2 separate regions of the Mus musculus genome follow, and region 2 is linked to region 1. A link is a loop called in an ENCODE intact Hi-C map of the cell type or tissue named here. Cell type or tissue: left cerebral cortex. All regions are shown on one strand.

Region 1 (2,500 bases):
GACAAAAGTTCCAGTGCTCATATTTAAGAGCTTTATCCACTGAGTCTTCTCTCCAGGTTCTGGTGCACTTAAACTACAAACTTTATGTTAGGTGAAGTATAGCTCAAAAAATTACAAATAGCAGGGTACGGTGGCACATGCTTTTAATCTCAGAACTTGGGAAGCAAAGGCAGGAGGATCTCTGTGAGTTCGAAGCTATCCTGATCTGCAGAGAATTAGTTCCAAGACAGCCAGGACTAAATAGACCGTCTCCAAAAAAAAAAAAAAATTTATAAATAGCCAGGCTTGAAGGCTCACACCCATTAAACTATCAGAAAGTTGCTGAGGCAAGAGAATTGCCATGAATTGAGATTAAAGGGGTGATGAAGTGTTACAGCTTTGAAGGGAGAAGTATTATGGCAGTAGGAAGCCAAGGAATACCACAAAGTCACACCACACAACGAACCTCACCTAAGGGAATTATTGGGAAAACCTTGGCTTGGGTAAGACACTGCAAAAAACTGAGCAGGAAGCAGGCTTTATATAAGATTTCTTGGGGGAGCTTTCCAGGGTGGCCCCATCTTGGGATTTTCACTTTGTAGAGCATAAAGGAACTGGGTCCAGCCATAGCCTTGTTCTGTGAGAAGAGTCTGGCAGCTGGAAGCCCTCAGGGGTGGGGCCTGGCCACTCTTGTGTTGAGGAGCTTACCTGGAGGGGATCTACTTTTTAATACTAGAGCCCTAACATCCATGACCATAGATAAACGAGGAGTTTAACTTGATATCTGTTTCTTTTGAGACAATGTCTCACTATTAGCTAGGCTGACATGGAATGCATTGTATGCCTATAAACCCAAACACCAAGGCAGGAAAATTAAAAGTTCACAACTACATAAAAAATTCAAAGCCAGTCTGAGCTATATGACACTCTGCCTGCCCCATCCCTTCCCCCAAAGGGGAAAAAAATACAAATTGCTTTATTTCAACTTTGTACATAGACATCTAATAAAAATATAAAAATATGTATGAAAAACAGGAAAAGTCAGAACTTGTAGACTTGCATAAAGTCTTTTCAAAAACTAAACCAAAAGGGTTGGAGATGTGGCTCAGTGGTTAAGAACACTAACTTAAGGTCCTGATTTCAAATCCCAGCAACCACATGGTGGCTCACAACCATCCCTAATGAGATCTGTCGCCCTCTTCTGGAGTGTCTAAAGACAGCTACAGTGTACTCACATATAATAAATAAATCTAAAAACAAACAAACAAAAAAAACAACTAAATCAAAAAACTTAAACCAACCAATTTATTGCACCAGTTAACCAAAATACATAAAATCAAAGACCAATTTATGACCCCAAGCTATCATAAACTTGAGGCACGTGGCAATAATTAAAAGAAGAATCCTGGGGGGAGGGTATAGGGGAATTTCGGGATAGCATTTGAAATGTAAATGAAGAAAATATATAATAAAAAATTTAGAAAAAAGAGGAAAAAGAAAAAGGCACGCGCGCGTGCGCGTGCACACGTGCACACACACACACACACACAGAAGAATCCCCCAGACCCTACTGCCCATAGTGCTGATAACCTAACCAGATAGTGATTCTCACAAGTGGGTTTACCACTGAACCATTCTCACAAGTGGGTTTACCACTGAACTGTATATCCCCATCCCATGCTTGATTTTTCTCATCTACAGCTTGAAATATGTTGTTTCACACATACAAAGACTACTCTTAAACTCTAAGATAACCTTAATGTCCACTGCTAAAATCAAATGTACTTTAGAAGTGCTAGGCTACTCCAAGAAAGAAAAAAGAAATCCATTCTGGCAATATTCTAAAGTACTCTGTATTTTGCTCTCTTAACGTTTTAATAAAGAACACAGGCTGGTGGTGCAAACCTTTAATCCCAGCACTGGGGAGGCTGAGGCAGGAGAATCTCATAGGCCAGGCTAGTTTTTGGTTCAGCCTTTCCTCATCAAGCATTTACCTAGATTAAAGTACGGGTTGGAAAGGGCCTTAAACTAAGTTGTAAAGAGAGAAATTCCTGGGCTAGAGAGATAGTTCAATGGTTGTTAAGAGTACTGATTGCTCTTCCAGAGGTCCTGAGTTTAATTCGCAGCAACCGCATGGTGGCTCACAACCATCTGTAATGGGATCTGATGCTTTCTTCAGATCTGATGTGTCTGAAGACAGTGACAATGTACTCGTATAAATTAATCTAAAAAAAAGAGAAATTCTCAGTCCCCCCACTACACATATTCACACTCTCTAACAGACGTCATTTAAAACAATGTAGCAAGATGCATTAATTGTAACTTTGGGAAATTTTTATTATAATGGTCACCCTGATACAACCCATAAAACACACTATGTAGCAACCCAATTAAATGATTTACATACTCAACTACACCAAGTCAAAATTCGAAATCAATATATTACTTTTAAAACACAAATTTCAAATGATGGTCAACACATTCTAAATGTTGCCCATGCTAACCATGTCCTTTTAAACGA
Region 2 (2,500 bases), 150 kb after region 1:
GTGTGTGCGCGCGCCTGGCTGTCCTGGAATTAAATCTGTAGACCAGGCTGCCCTTGAACTCAGAGATTCAGAGATCTACTAGCCTCTGCCTCCCGAGTGCTGGGATTAAAGGCTTATGCTACCACACCAAGCTGGGGTTTTGTGATTTCAGTGAAAGGACTGAAGGCTCAACTGAGGCCTCACAGGAGCCGATTCATTGGACTTGGTAGCACATGGCTGTGTCCTAGCTACGTGGGAGGCTGAAAAAGGAAGATTATGTGAACCCAGAAATTTGAGGCCAGGCTGTGAAACATTGAGATAGGTCTTTAAATATATGATGGTTTGACCAGTTAATATATGATAACAGTATCAACTTGTCCCTGAGCTGACATGAAATAGAGCCATTCCGCACTCTCCTTGGTTTTGTGAGTCTTTTTTTTTTTTTTCCCTGAGGCAGGGTTTCTTTGTATAGCCCTGACTGTCCTGTAGACCAGGTTGGCCTGGAACTCAGAAATTTGCCTGCCTCTGCCTCTCAAGTGCTGGAATTAAAGGCATGCACCACCACTGCCCGGCTTGGTTTTGTGAGTCGCTTTCCTGCCCACTATCTCAGCAGAGCATTCCTGACAGCTCCTGAAATTTCTTATAACAACGTGTAGCGTTCCTTGCCAATAACAGATATGGCCAAACATGGATCCAGTTGATGTAAGCCCCATGGAAGCCAACTCACTGCCAGCTTCGCTCCGAAGAGTGGCTCTTTCTGCAAGGAACAAAACATACTCACAACCAAATAAATCCCAAAAGACTGCTAGATAGTCACTTTGGATTGGTGGGGGGGTGGGTGAAGATTTTGGCTCATAAACAACATCAGGGAAGATATGATCCACCCCTGCCTCAAGGAGAGACTGCTTCCACCAACCACAGGCTGCCTTGACAGTTGGTGCAAAGGTCAAGAAACCAGTGTCCACGATGCTCTGATGACAAACGAGGCCCCTCTGATAATTTCTTTTCCTTCCAGATGAGTGTCTCCATAAGTAGGGACTTGCTGTGTCCTAGCCTTAGACCTCTTCCTTGTCTAAGCTCTGTTCGGAAGCCTTGTGAACATCTGCTCCTTACATCAGCCCGGACAGCCCATTCCCTACCAGACTACATCCTTTGCTGTCTTTAGTTTCCATCGTGTTCTCGGCCTCTATAACAGAGGTTCTCAATCTGTGGGTCGCGACCCCATGTGAGGGACAAACAGTTCTTTCACAGGGGTCATCTGACCATCAGAAAACACTGATATTTACATTATGATTCATAATAGTAGCAAACTTACAGTTATGAAGTAGCAATAAAAATATTATGGTTGGTGGCCACCACACATGAGGAACTTCATTAAAGGGCTGCAGCATTAGGAAGGTTGAGAATCACTGCTCTATAGAGTCACCAATCCTGGTTGACATTTCTGCCAGCCCAACACCCTCCCCATGTTCCAATTGTCCTGTCAAACTAGCACTCCCTGTGGTGATGGTGGGGAGAGCAACCAATTTAAATTTACTAAATGATTTGCACTAAGGTATAAGTGACCCACGACTTCACCTTCCCATGGGCATTTGCTTTTTAAAAAGGAAGTCTGTTAACCTAAATTCTGCTCTATAATTAGTGAAAAATGATGTGTGGGGGTTCTGAGTCCAGGAGGGGACAGCATCCAGGTCTCCTTACCTAGCCTGAGTTATTGAGAGAATAAAACCAGATGAATAAGCATCAAAACACCCTCTCTTCTGCTAGGGTCACTCCCACAAATGTCTGAGGAGACAGCCAAGGCCTTAGAGTCACACCACTTGCCCCTGGAGTAGGCCTCCTGCTTCTCCCTTGGTTGCTCAGTTTTTCTTGTTCTTGAATTTTCCTTCTATCAGAGAAAAGGCCGCTGGAGGGAGCCCAGCCAGCTCTTCATGTCCTGCTCTGAGCAGGCTGTACAAGCGCCTAGGAAGTAAAGGAAAGGTCGTGGAGCCTGGCTAAGACAGGCAGAGCCTTCTAGGGCCTCGAGTCGGGTGTGAGATGCTGGCTGGCTAGGCGGCAGCCCTACAATGCAGGAACCGTCTTTCCCCAGGTGCATCCTTACGGTCAGTGGGACCCGCTCTGCTTCCTGACCGGGGAAGCCCTCAAAGGCCGGCTGAGCGTGTGTGCTGTGGGGCCTGCTGTGAGGCAAAGTCCGCTCCCGGCCCTTCCACGCAGACGCAGGCAGCCTCTGTCAACAGCTCCAGGCTTATCTGCAGCTCCGGAGCTGTTTGCCTTCGGGGAGGCCCCGGCGGGCGGGGGGGTTGGGAAGCCTGGGAGACAACCTGGGAGTTTGAAAGGTCCCTGAGAGGCCATCTGGACCGCTCCTGCAGCCTCCCGGAGGAGACCCAGGGTGGGAAAGGAAGATGATTTGCAGGGAACAGCTAGCTTGGGCTTCTCTTGGATGTCCTGACCCCTGCCGGAGCTACCTACACTGGACCCAGATTTAGACTGCAAGTCCTCCTCCACACAGCCTCTCCCTGAG

Evidence for each region. A loop is a pair of places that touch in the nucleus more often than their neighbours do. Peaks named below come from ENCODE experiments on the same cell type or tissue, not always from the same donor. Only the 100,000 strongest peaks of a DNase experiment are listed, where the experiment ranks them.
Region 2: it touches region 1 in a loop (2.0-fold over the local background); 1 of 42 quality-filtered maps calls a loop at or near these places.

Annotation. Positions count from the first base shown.
Region 1 is chr2:119,898,923-119,901,422 of GRCm38, reverse strand. The region is part of intron 1 of Mga (MAX gene associated); the gene reads right to left. Among named protein-coding and RNA genes, the nearest start is that of Mga, 2.9 kb to the right of the region's middle. In left cerebral cortex, a CTCF peak has its summit at 1,172 (motif pointing left); no DNase peak of the experiment used is centred here.
Region 2 is chr2:119,744,460-119,746,959 of GRCm38, reverse strand. All of the region lies in intron 1 of Itpka (inositol 1,4,5-trisphosphate 3-kinase A), which reads right to left. Among named protein-coding and RNA genes, the nearest start is that of Itpka, 3.4 kb to the right of the region's middle. In left cerebral cortex, a CTCF peak has its summit at 1,478; DNase peaks (open chromatin) are centred at 1,528, 1,958 and 2,163; H3K4me3 peaks cover 826 bases; H3K27ac peaks cover 1,192 bases.